Linked DNA regions of Homo sapiens: region 2 is linked to region 1. Evidence: chromatin contacts called from ENCODE Hi-C or POLR2A ChIA-PET data. All regions are on one chromosome and are shown on one strand. Each heading gives the region's core, a stretch centred on a gene start or an enhancer-like site at or near the end of the contact. The rest is flanking DNA. Distances are from core to core; before and after follow the strand shown.

What was found. Hi-C counts contacts between places; a loop is a spot of excess contacts on that map. ChIA-PET counts read pairs that join two places held with the same protein, here RNA polymerase II (POLR2A). Pooled maps may share reads with other maps.
Region 2: a map of ascending aorta shows a loop between it and region 1 (9-fold over the local background). The contact joins the promoter of LINC01615 here to the enhancer-like site in region 1. A Hi-C loop is called at or near these places in 3 of 168 maps with a recorded cell type or tissue (aorta, ascending aorta and chondrocyte) and 3 of 50 pooled maps. POLR2A ChIA-PET finds 5 or more read pairs at or near these places in 1 of 52 experiments (Panc1).

Annotation. Positions count from the first base shown.
Region 1 is chr6:169,042,873-169,049,555 of GRCh38, reverse strand. No RefSeq gene overlaps it. Among named protein-coding and RNA genes, the nearest start is that of LINC01615, 120 kb to the left of the region's middle. Within about 2 kb of position 4,000, at least 4 of the 41 ENCODE cell types and tissues checked have a DNase peak (open chromatin) inside an H3K27ac peak, as active enhancers do; they include ascending aorta, where a contact is called at or near this core.
Region 2 is chr6:169,159,110-169,165,792 of GRCh38, reverse strand. It overlaps LINC01615 (long intergenic non-protein coding RNA 1615), which reads left to right and starts at 2,804. Exons shown (of 2, transcript NR_132623.1): 1 at 2,804-3,150.

The DNA.
Region 1 (6,683 bases), core at 2,751-5,250:
TAACATGCTAACACTGGTTATCACTGTGTGTTCTGATTATGGGGCATTGCAAAATGTATAAGTTATCAAATTTTTAAATAAATATATTTGTTGTATAATTAGATGAAAAAAATTTAAAGTTCTAGGTGTGTAAGCTTTATACAAAAAATGAAAAGTGGGAGTGGAGTGGTAAATAAATACCATTATCCTGTATATTCAGAGAGTGCACATGTGTTTCCCAAAGAATGGGGGAAAAAAAGCCCAAAATGACTTAAATAAAAGCTCGTGGAACACTTTAAATAGACTTTATAATTACTGAGATCCCATACTGAATATTTTGTTATGCCATCATTTATTTCTCTAATGGATTAAAATTGCCGTGTATACGAAACCTCCTGAAGAAAGTTTCAGAGAAATTAATGTGTCCAAAACGTTAGCTAATAATTCCTTGGAAAACTGCGATTATCAGCATTTGAGACTCTGAGTGATGGAAGACGCTGGTTGACAACGGGAGGTGTGGCTGCTGCTGTGTTGGGGTTGCACAAGGGAGGAGCTGTCCTGGGGTGGCGGGGCCGCTGCCACACCGTGATCTCAGGAACCCTAGGGCTGGGCGGGGATTAAGAGAGGAAGCAAGTTTCAAAACTGTAAATGGAAACCTTATGACATCCGTGTAAAATCACAAAATCATATGTAATGATAAGTAGCTTTCTTCTTAACATACTGAGTTTGAATTCAAAATTATGTGAATTTAGTTAAAAACGTGAAGGCAGCCTTGGTCTCTGCTCAGCAGAATGAGGGAGGAACTTCGCTTCGGGTCCCGGCGAATTCGCGCCGGGGTTCTTGCCTTTCCAGTTAGACTCAGCCCACTGTATGATCAAGTCGTGCAGTGAGATGGGAAGGCTTTGACTGTTCTTGTTGTTGCTGTTTTTAATATTTAAATTTCACAGCTTGGATTGGACAGGAAGACTGACCAAAATACACATTTAAAAAAATAGAATTCATGTTGTTCTGTTTAATCAAGAAAAATAACACACTTTTTTGCCCTCCAGCCACACCTGAGGAATAATTGTCCTGAGGCTCCTCCCTTGGAAGCGAGGCCTCTATGCTCACAGAAGAAAAGAGCGCACCTGTTCAGGTGCATAGGCGACTTGAGGTGAGGTGGCTCCCAACGCCCGCTGTGCCGGGCCCTACAGCCCTCGCAGTTTATCTGGGTGGCTCCGCGTGGGGAGGATAATCACCTCTCAGTGACCTCTGCCTCTGGGGGCTTCTGTGTCTTTGTGCTGTGTCCTTTGTTTGTTCTGTGTTTTCAGGCTTTTGTCTTTTCAAATGAATCCAATCATGAACCAATAGCACTACTTCCTCCATCCTTTCTGCCTACTTTACAGATTACATTTTTTAAAAGTCTCTCATATAAGATATATATATATATATATATCTAAAATATACTTCATGGGAAAGCAAGGGGCAGAAGAAGAGGCTGCCCATCACACAGTGAGAAAACACACATTCACTCATCAACATTTCTCTTCTCTGTCTCTGTGTGTGTGTGTGTGTGCATGTGTGTGTGTGTGTGATGGATTCTAGTTCTGTCACTAGGATGGAGTGCAGTGGCGTGATCTTGGCTCACAGCAACGTCTGCCTCTCGAGTAGCTGGGATTACAGGCACCCGCCACCATGCCTGGCTAATTTTTTGTACTTTTAGTAGAGGAGAGGTTTCACCATGTTGGACAGGCTGGTCTTGAACTCCTGACCTCAAGTGATCCTCCCCCCTCAGCCTCCCAGAGTGCTGAGATTACAGACGTGAGCCACTGCACCCAGCAACATTTCTCTTCTTTAAATAACAACCTTTTTTTCTGATCGGAGCACCTTGGAAACGACACATTTCTCCTCTACAACTCCTTTAGTGCCATTTATCTCGTCCCCCGCAACTGCTCCCTCCAAACTGCCTTGTCTTGGGGTCTGCAGGGCAGGGAGATAAGAACCTTCCTCTCCCCGTGGGATCTGCCCTTCCACAATGGCAAACAGCCCTGCCCAGGCCCATGCTCTGCAGGGTGCAGACGCATGGGACCTAACAGGAGGCACATCCCATGGTTGCCCAAATCAGTGCCCATCACACCCTGAGCCCCCAGAGAACACTGTCCTTGTCATCCCTCCTCCTATTTCACCTCCAACATTATTGAGTAATTGGTTGTTATTTTCTCATTCTGAAATTTTATTTTTATTCTGTTTAATTGCGGTGCACAACATGACACTTTGAGATACATGTTCACAGCCCAGCGATCACTACAGCCAGCCAAATAATGCAGCCATCCCCTCCCATGGCTAGTTTTTTGTGTGATAAGAGCACCTAAAATCTACTCTCTCAGCAAATATCCCATCTATGAGGCGGTATTATAAGCTACAGTTCCCACACTGCACACTGGTCCTCTAGACTAATTGATCCCACATAACTGCGATCCATGCCCTTAAACCTCGACCCCTCATTCCGCCACTCCCCTGCCCTGGCGCTCGCCATTTCACTCTTGTCTGCATGGCTCTAGCCTTTTCTTAGCTGCTGCATACACTAGAGATCTCAGTCAGTGGCAGGAATGCTGTTCCTGCCCTGCTTGCAACCCTTCCTTGCTTCTGTTCTGTGGGATGAGCACCCCATGTTCTTTGGTCCTTGTCCTCAGCAGGCCCTTGTGGCCCTCCCAAAAAAATCAGTGCCCCTGTACCCGTGAGTTGCTTCAGATGCTGCTCTCAGCACACTGTGCAGCCTCGTGTCTCATTTTGTCTCTCCTGCTGGTCCCTTGTGCATTGAGGGCAAAGACCATGACTCACTCGGCTCTCCAGCCTCAGTCTCTGGCACACAGTCAATGCTTCATGCATCTTTGTGGAACTGGATCAAAATGAATGGCATCTTGGTCACACTTCAGCCACAGAGGTACAGGCCAAGATTTATTATAAGAAATTGACTCACACAGTGCTGGGGCTGGTGAAGCAAGTTGGAATCATGTAGAACAAGATGGCAGGAGGGAAGAACCTGATCCACTGGGAATACCATGGGCATTAGCCAAAGGGTCGTCCTCCAGCAGCATTTCTTCTCCTCCTCTGGGAAGTCCCAGTCTGCTTCAAGACCTTCAAACTAACGAAGTCAGACCCACCAGGTGATCCCCTGTCCTTAAAGTCAACTGACTAGGAACTGTAATCACATCTGGAATGACAGTCTCAGGCTTGGTTATAACAAAAGGTATTCAGGTCTATGTTTTGGTTGCTAGATGTATTTCTGTGGATATTTCAAAATTATGTAGTTATAAAAATCAGCTGGGTAAACATATCCTAGTATTTAATATAAACCACAGACAGCAGTTGAGTTACAATGGATAATTCACTTACTTCAATGCAGGAAATAGTCACTTGGCATTCAACTTATATATTCCAAATACTCATTTCTTCACATGCAAAGAAATGCCAAGCCTAATAAAATACAGATTACAAAAATAAAGTTGTTTCTTCTGGTTTCATTATGAAATATTATTTCTAAGCATTTCTGTATCCTAGAAATAATACTTTTTCAATAAAAGGTAGTGTAAGATATATTATAATCTTGAAGAAAGTTATATTTAAGAAAATCAATTGACTCATAACTAACATAGAAATCTAATGTGTGTTTGTATCTCTGAACTGGTGTTCTCACTTTGGACATGGTCCTGTAACAATTTTAGAAGGTGATTGTTTGAACCCAAATTGTCTGCAAAGCAGAGCCTGTGGTGGAGGTTAAACTACTGAGCTTTATTTGGCAGGTGCACACTCAGGGCTGCATGGTGAGACCGGAAAGGCAAGAGAAACCCAACAACCTGAGCCAATGCTGTGCACAGCATGCTGTGAGCCAGTGCTGGCAACAAGACACCAACAAGAGGAAAGAGGCCAGGTGCTGTGAGCCAGTGCTGGCAACAAGACACCAAAAAAAGCAAGAGGCCGGGTACTATGAGCCAGTGCTGGCAACAAGACACCAAAAAAAGCAAGAGGCCGGGTGCTATGAGCCAGTGCTGGCAACAGGACACCAAAAAGAGCAAGAGGCCGGGTGAGGTGGCTAACGTCTGTAATCCCAGCACTTTGGGAGGCTGAGGTGGGTGGATCACCTGAGGTCAGGAGTTCGAGACCAGCCTGGCCAACATAGTGAAACCCCATCTCTACTAAAAATACAAAAATTAGCCAGGGGTGGTGGCACATGCCTATAATCCCAGCTACTCAGGAGGCTGAGGCAGGAGAATTGCTTGAACCTGGGAGGCTGAGGTTGCAGCAGTGAGCTGAGATCATGCCACTGCACTCCAGCCTGGGCAACAGAGCCAGACTCCATCTCAAAAACAAAAACAAAAAGAGCAAGGAAAGAAAAGTGCAGGCATGCAACTTGTGGCCGTCATTCCAAAAGGACACAAAAACAATGCCTTTTAACACTTTATAGGAGAAGCTTCACCCTTTCTGTGGTGCAGCTGGTGCTGGAAGTTTATTTAACAAACCTTTGGCTGCAAACGTGTTTGACGCAGGAGAAACGTAAAACCACCGTTGAGAGTTAGGTCTTGTGCTTGACCAAAGTCGACAAAGATCCTTTTAAGTTTAATTCAAACAGTTTCATGGGGCGCTCTCACAAGCAGTGTGGCTTTTTTCTACAGCCTAAATAGGAGGCTGACATTATGAGGACAAGAACGTCAACAGCTGTGCCCAGGTGCTGCACAGATGTGCTGACCACCTTTGCCAGCGCGGCTGGGTCCCTGGCCACGTGAAGCCCCTTCAGACTTAGCTGGATGTGGGCAGAAGCAGCGCAGCCTGTCTCCTACATGTCCCTCTCTCTTCTGCAGCTTCTGGGCTGTTTTTATTTTGTAGTCTTTTATTTTTCTCTTTGTGGAAAATTCCCTGAACCAGCGCTTCTGAAAAGAGCTCCAGAAATCCTGCTAGCATTCTTGAGTCAGAAAACCTTGGCATTTTCTATCTCACTCTGGAAAAAGTGTTTGCAGGCAGCTCTGGGACTCCACTTTGCTGACTGAGCAAGCCTCATTCTTCAGGCCCTTAGGAGACCACACCACTGCTTAGTGAGGAAACTCAGGCTGGAAGGTTGGTGGACAGGCAGACGGGTATGGAGGTTTGCAGTAGCTCAGCCTTGGAGGCCTGAAGATTTCAGAAACCTTTCTTTTTCTTCTAATACAGCATTTCTGTAACACAGTTTCCTCAGTTTTATTGTTCTTATGTACTTAACAATGGATCTCACTCGCTCTCAGAAACACGGATGGGCGTCCTCCCCATCACACGGCACAAGCCCATGGCCAGTGAGACTCAGAACCAGCCTGTAAGCTTTTGTGTCTACCTCTCCTGACTGGCGCGAAAATCCTTTGCTTATACTAGCTCAATAATCTGATTTCTCCAGAATACCTTTTCATTGCTTTGGGAAGAAGGCTACTCATACGAAATACAATTCAGAAGCGCATCTTCAGACAGCAGAGGTGCCCCCACGTGAGTATGAGCAATGGCGTGAATGACGCTGTAAAATGTAAATACTTCTCCAGAGGCTACTCCTTTCCATTCTACACACTGTTTCAAAAATTTTGCTGCATTAGCTAATTTATCTCTCACAGGAATGCTCTGAGGAATTATTTAGATTAGACCCATTTTACAAATAAGAAACGAGAAGCACAGTTTGAATGATGAATGCTGCATCCTTTGAGCACCTAAACGTGTTCTTTTGTTTTGTCCTGTGGGAACGAAAGCCCCGTGACAAGGGAAAGTTTAGCGCTCCTGGCATTGGGGTTCTGGAGGGTGCCTCACAAAACCCGGCCAAAGCCGAGACAGCTGCACAGTCATTGAAACCAAATTTCACTTGGCTGTTTATCATCAGTGTCACGACAGACATCCCATATCCATGACCTTCAAGGTATCACTCCAAATCCATGGCTTCCTTATAAAGTATGCACCAAGTGAAACTTGGAAGAAGCGCTGTTTTGAGAATCATCCACTAGAAAGAGGAGCCTCTGGAGAGGGTTGTGCTTGGGGAGCTTCCCCAGGGCCTCCACGTGCAGCAAGTCCAAGTTCTGTTCTGTCTTCAGGGCTTGGTCTTTCCAAGATGAACCCTACTCTCCTCATCAACTGGCCCTGGGTGGTTGGGGGGCAGCGCTGAGTCACAACACGGACGTGGACGGGTACCCAGAGCCCAGCACTGAGCCTGGCACAGAGGCGCTGGGGAAGAGGCAGCACTGAGGGCTTCCTCTATTTCAGAGCTTGGAGTAACCAGGGATGTGGCAGTAAAAACACCTCAATATATGCATGGGAAGGCCCGCAGCTACTTAGGCAAAGCCAGTGTGAAACTGGCTCCCCTGGCTCTCAGCAGGAGCCCCTGCCTACGTGGTGGACACAGAAGGCACGGGCGCTGAAACCTGTCCTGACCAGCATGGGTCACGTCTTCCATAGACTGAAGAACCATTAGAGAAATCAATAGGCTTTCAAAGGGGGTATTGTTTCATCACAGAACAAAGCAGAGCTGCAGCTGGGCAGGTTCCACTCCTTCTCCTTCCAGGGACACCCGTGGCACAGGAAGGAACAGCCAGGGCTGCTACCCTAAGGCATGAGGGTGCTGGGTTCCCGGGACAAGGCTTCTGCCCCAGGCTCTTCTCCCTTTATCCGCTGCCCAAACAATGCTCTTCTTCAGCATCCAGGAGTGGCCACTCTTTGGTAGA
Region 2 (6,683 bases), core at 1,555-4,054, 120 kb before region 1:
TCTCATGCACTCTAAGCCATCACCCTTTCAATGGCCTCAATGCAAGTTCCTGTGTAATTCAAGGATAAAGTGCAGGAGGAGGCTTTGACCCACCTGCACTGTGTCAGAGGAAGGGGAGCTTCTGCATAGAGGAGTCAGTTCCCAGCAGGCAGACTTGGCAAGCTTTACAATCTAGGACTAAAAGCCACACACACACAAGGAATATGCAGTCAGGAGTTTTAAAAGAAAAACATTTGTATCCAAAGACACAAGTGAAATAAGACACTGACTATTCAGTCCCCTAAATTTCATTCTACAGTTGGAAATGTACAAAGCAAACCTGGCTCATTTTATATAAAATTTATCTTCTGTGAACTTTGGGTACAATCCCACTACCAAAGGCATTCCACTGGACCTGGATTGAGTACGTCTCTATCTTTTAAGTATTAACCTAAGAAATTGTGGATACACCCCACACCTAACAGAATCAACCAAGAGAAGCAGCTTTGGTGACAAAAAGGGAGCTCACGATGAGGACAGCTGCATTCAGCACCCACAGATCTTTGGCTAGCCTGAGCACTGCCTCAGGGCACAGCAGGAAAACGCTGGCAGGTTGCAGAGCCCAGCTGTCCACCCCATCACCATGGACGGCCCCATATATAGGCAGATTTGAGAGGGGTGGATCAGAACTCACCAACAAACTCTTCATGGCATGAATATTGGAAAAGGTACTTCTAATTCTGTGAAAGAAAAAAGTTCTAGAATCCTCCTAAGTTAACATGTGCTGATAATACGCAAGTGACTGTTGAACTCATACCGCCCATGTATATATAACATAGAAAAGTAAATCATCATCATCATCATAACTTAGAAGGCTTACTTCCAAAATGTGAGCACTACTCATTTCTGTTAATATAAGGCCATCATAAGCAGAAAATTCATTTTTGTTATTTTTTTAAAATAAAGATTTAAACTGAGATTTCCCTTATGATTTAAACCAGGGGTTCCCAGTCCTGGGAGCATGACTAGTACCGTTCCATAGCTTGTGAGGAACTGGGCCCCAGAGCAGGGGGTGAGCAGCAGGTGAGCAAAGCTTCATCTGTATTGACAGCCGCTCCCCATGGTTCAAGTTACCCCTTGAGCTCCACCTCCTGTCAGATCAGCGGCAACATCAGATTCTCACAGGAGCTCACATCCTCTTGTGAACTGTGCATGCGAGGGATTTAGGTTACGTGCTCCTCATGAGAATCTAATGCCTGATGATCTGTCACTGTCTCTCATCACCTTCAGATGAGACCATCTCATTGCAGGAAAACAAGCTCAGGGCTCCCACTGATTCTACATGATGGTGAGCTGTATCATTATTTCATTATATATTACAGTGTAATAATAATAGAAATAAAGTGCACAACAAATATAATGCACTTGGGCTGGGTGCGGTGGCTCCCGCCTGTAATCCCAGCACTTTGGGAGGCAGGTGGATGGCCTGAGTTCAGGAGTTTGAGACCAGCCTGGCCAATATATGGTGAAACATTGTGCCTACTAAAAGTATAAAAATTAGCTGGGCATGGTGGCGGGCACCTGTAGTCCCAGCTGCTCGGGAGGCTGAGGCATGAGAATCGCTTGAACCCGGGAGGCAGAGGTTGCAGCGAGCCGAGATTGTGACACTGCACTCTAGCCTGGGCAACAAGAACGAAACTGTCTCAAAAAAAAAAACAAACTAATTAATTAATTAATGTAATGCACTTGAATCATCAAGAAACCACCCCCACTGCCCCCACTGCCCCCACTGCCAGTTGATGGAAAAATTGTCTTCCATGAAACTGGTCCCTGGTACCATAAAGTTTGGGGACTGCTGATTTAACCAACACAATATATTAAAAAGGCAGACCCCTATTTCTGGCCTGAGGCCACTTCTGTTTCTGGAGGCAGCATCCTTGGCTGGGTAAATGCAGCTTCCCCAAAGGCAGCCACATCCTGATGCCTCTGAAGATATCAGCAGAACAGGAAAACTGAGCACTCAGCCCAGTTCCTGCCTCTCAGTGGGCAGTTCCCACCCCTCAGCAGGCAGTTCCAACCCCCTGGCCAGCAATTCCTACCTCTCAGTGCACAGTTCCCACCTCTCAGTGCACAGTTCCCACCCCTCAGCAGGCAGTTCCCATCCCCTGGTCAGCAGTTCCCACCTCTCAGTGCATAGTTCCCACCCCCGGGCCAGCAGTTCCCACCTCCTGGTCAGCAGTTCCCACCTCTCAGTGCCCAGTTCCCACTCCCCAGCCAGTAGTTCCCACCCCTCAGCAGGCGGTTCCCACCCCTCGGCCAGCAGTTCCCACCCCCCGGCCAGCAGTTCCCACCTCTCAGTGCATAGTTCCTACCTGTCAGTGAGCAGTCCAGTGCCACATGTCATCCACAGGACACAGCCCTGCAAGGGTCAGGACTTTGGCCCGGGGCACCCAGGCCTGGGCAGTGTCTCCTCAGGGCAGCCCATCCCTACAGTGAGAGACTCTTACAGACCCTGCCACTTGGTCATTTTGCTCCTCCATTTTTCCCCATGACTCACAACAGCGTGGACACATGTGTAAGTGTCAGTGATCTCAGAACTCAGTGATGAGTCAGTAAAGTCCATGTAGTTTTCTCTTTTGGAAAGCATTATGCCCTTCCTGCTTATGCCTTCAGGGGCTGTCCTCTGTGCTGCCGTGACTCAGGTTTGCCATTTCATGATTTTCCCCCTTTGTGAGAACCAACCCCTCCCAGAAAGGAGCCTGGGAACTGCATGGCCTGGGGCGGGGCCTACCCAGGGCGGTGCCCCAGCCACAGCACCAGCCCCTCCGGGCGGAGAACAACAAGGTCTATTGGTCTATGTAATGCTGGTGCCAAACAATAAGAAAAACCAACAAAACACTGACCTTGGTCCACAGACAACACCCACGTCCACGTGGTGGGTGGGACTGGCTCCGTCAGAGGATGGGAAGATGAGAAGTGCTTGTCGCAGGCCTGGAGATGGGGACCACCCAGGCATGCAGGGGATGCTGCCTCTCCTCCATCCAACAACAAGCCTGCGTGTGCCCAGCCCCCTCTGGTACACGCATTGCTCCCCATCCTCGGCATTGATCAATTGAAAATAAGACCTTGGAAGAACCCCTTGCAAAGCTGACATTGTACGAGCCAAGGCAGGTAATAAAGCGTAGATACAGTGAGGGAGGGGGCGGATGGCATGACAAGTCAGAGGGTGATGCCTGCGGCGGGGATGCACTGAGAATAGAGAGGGCAGGTGCGGGGCTGGAGACACACTCCTGAGAGGGAGATGGGAGAGAGGGCGCCTCGCGGATCCCGAGGAAGGCTGAAGACAGGAGAAGGGAGGGGTCGCACACGTTAAACGCTGCCGAAAGGCCAGGAGAGATTAAGACAGAAATGAATCACTGGATTCGGCCAGGCTGCGGTTATTGACAACAGTGGGAAGAGCAGGTTTGGCGCCGCGGTGCCCGCATTTGGGGTGGCGAGAACGTGAAGGAGGACCTGGCCGTGGGGTCAGCTGCACAGGCCAGGAGCTCGAGGGTGGTGGCTGGCAGAAAGTGCAGTCCAAAGTACTCTGTTTTGTTTTGATTGTGTTTTAAAATGGGACAAATAACAGCATGTGTGTTTGCTGATGGGGAGAATCCAGGAGAAAAACAGTGAAGTTGAGGGTGAGCAGAGCTGTGCTGGCAGAAAGCTGCACACGGGGCGGGCAGGCCAGGCCACGGACTGGCTCTGCGGGGCGGGGATGTGCATCGTGGTCCCCAGTGTGGAGGGCAGGGCCCTGGATACAGGGGCCGGGGCACCCGTGGACAGGGCAGGGGGAGGAGACCGAGACTTCCTTCAGATCACCCCCACCTTGCCAGGGACCAGGAGAGAGCAAGGCTGGTGCTCAGCGGGAGGGTGAGGCCCGAGCTGGTGCAGGTTGAGGAGAGGGAGAAGGCACCAGTGTCAGCCAGGAGATGGGTAGGAGACCATGAGGGAGGCGCATGAGGCTGGCTGGTGGCATGATGCGGCCTGCTGGACTGTCTCTGTGGGTGGTTTTGAGATTTTTACCAGTGATGACCAGTTGTGTAATTGCACACAGAGATGGAAGAGAATAAGATTTAACCAAGCAAGTTCAATAAACAGAAATCCAAAAATGGTGAGATTGCAGGCAAGGCAGTGTTAAAAATGATTTGTCATGGAATTCAAATATGTAAGGTGGAGAGTTTGGACAGCTGGAGGATGGGAGACTGACCCCAAAACAGTGATAGGATCAATGGGTTAGAGCTGGCAGCAGGGCCAGCAGATTGTATGAACCCCTTTCCCAGAGGGTGAGTGGAGAGGACAGGAGGAGGTGGCCAAAGCATGGGTGCAGAGGCTGAGCTGACAGGGGCTGTGCTGAGGATGAGGCAGCCCTGCAGTGGAGCCGAGGAGGCTGGAAGACAGGGTGCCAGGCTGAGGGCCTGAGGCCAGGCTTCGAGAGAGATGGGGTGCAGACAGGGAAGCCACCAGGAGATTATGCAAGTCAGCACTGAGTGGTCCCATAAGTTCTTAGGATCTCCAGTTTATGGCTTTAGCAGAAATGGAACTCCCTTCCCCTCACAGTGAGCCTCACAGGGTCAGGGGGAAGACAGGGGATCCCGAAGATAACGTCTGCTACGAACTCAATTGCATCCGCCCCGGGCCCTAAGTTGAAGCCCTAATCCCCACGTTGACTGCATTTGGAGAAGGACCTTCAGCACATGATGGAGGGTAAGTGAGGTCACCAGGCTGGGGCCCTCATCTGCTGGGGATCCTTCTAAGAAGCAGAAGAGGCACCGGGGTGAGTGAGCACCGAGGAAAGCCAGGCGGGCATGCAGCCAGGGGCGGCCATCTGCAGCCGGGAGGAGATCCTTCCCCAGGAACCAGCCCTGCCCACACCTCGACCCCCAGCTTCCAGTTGCCAGGGCTGTGTCGAAAGGCCCTTGTGTGGTTGAAGCCGCCCAGTCTTCGGCATTTTGTTATGGCAGCTCCAGAAGACGAAGCCCGTTCTCTATCCCTGACTTGAAGGTCCCTCACTCAGATTCTCTAATCAGTTTGGATGATGAATTACTCACTCCCAACCTGGGATTCAGGCCACACTGTTCAGATGACCTGGGTTTGAAGAAAGGGATGTCCTCAAAGCCGTACGACCTGGGTGGTGTGAGCATCAAGGGGGGCTTCCCTGCCATGAAACACAGCAGTCACCCCTCTGCCTTGAAGGCAGCACCCTGCAGATGCACCTGCCCCAGCTTCAGCACCAGCCAGGGCTGGATTTGCATCCTGCCTCTTCTACTGTAACATTTGAAAACATGGCTTTCCCCTCTCAACTGTCAAATCTGGAAAACAGAAGGGCCTGCACGTTAGCCTGCTGCGAGGATCACATGAGAGGCTGAGGAAGCCCCCGTCAGGTGCAGGGCCTGGAACTCGGCCAATTCCTGCTCCTCTGGGCCAGGTTCGGTGGTGTGGCAAAGGGTCCAGCAACACAGGCTCCCCCGGAACCCGTGGGGAATTCTTGCCACGTTGCTGTCCCATGACGGGCAGCTGCTGCTGTGGCTGCTGAGCCGGCAGGCGTCTCCGTTCCACCAGGTCACTCCACCCAGGTCCCTGCTGCTCTGACATCCTTCCAGGCGTGGTCCTCATTGGGTCAAAGCTGCCCGCCACAGCAGCGGGTCCAAATTCCAGTCCACGGGGAGACAGTATTGCTGAGGATTCACTATTTGTAACTCATTCTGCAGCACGAGACCAATGTCTCTTTACACTCTTCTTTGCCCGGCCTTCCGAATGGCTGCCCAGTCTCATTTCCCCAATCATGACGCTTGAGCTCTGAGGCTGGGGATGCTACCCTGCTAGCACCCAGGCATTGAGGAGAAGGAAGGGTCTCGCCACAAGGAAAGTCCATCTTGGCAGGCATGTTTCGTCAATGTTACATTCCTGTTTCTTACACATTTTTTAAAGTCAGGGACTTGCTGGGCTGTGTCCTAGAACACAAGCATTTTCTTCACAAAACTACCCTTTCCTTGGAGTTTCGCTGGGATGTGTTCTCCCGTGGAAATGATGCCGTGGGGGTGGCTTGGTCCCGTCAAGTTCTTACAAAAGCCGCCTTGGCCAAGTGCAACTGGAGGCTCCTCCTCTGCCACAAGTGGTTGTGGAGGTAGTGAAGGAAGAGGCGATACCAGCGGGCTGTGTTGTATTTGCTAAGGACATCGTGCATTGTGGGAAGCTTCACAGACTTGTGTAAAACCAATCAGTGGGCCCTCAGGGAGCCGGTGCCAGCTGTGCCGAAGCATGACCAGGGGATAGTGAGCACCCCACGAAGCCGTTCTGGTGGGAGAGACACCCCAACCCATGGCCTCATCTGCTGACAGTCAGGGCTCCAGCCCAGAGATGCGGCAGGGCCTGCTGGCGGCACAGAACCGCTGGGGTGTCGTCCAGATCCCAAGGCCGTGGCCCCACGCTGGGCCTGGTCTCGGGGGCTCTTCCTCATCAGCTACCTCATCGGGCCCCTGCTACTAGTGAAGGGGATTAATCTACGTGGATCTGTGCATCTGCCTTAATATCATGCAAGAAAACACATTCTTGAGTCAGATGTCAGAACTATTCCTATATTTAACTCGGGGGATGTGGAACATGGCTAATCAACATCACCCTTTCTTTTCGTGAAGGACCGAGATGCCCAAATCCTGGCCCTC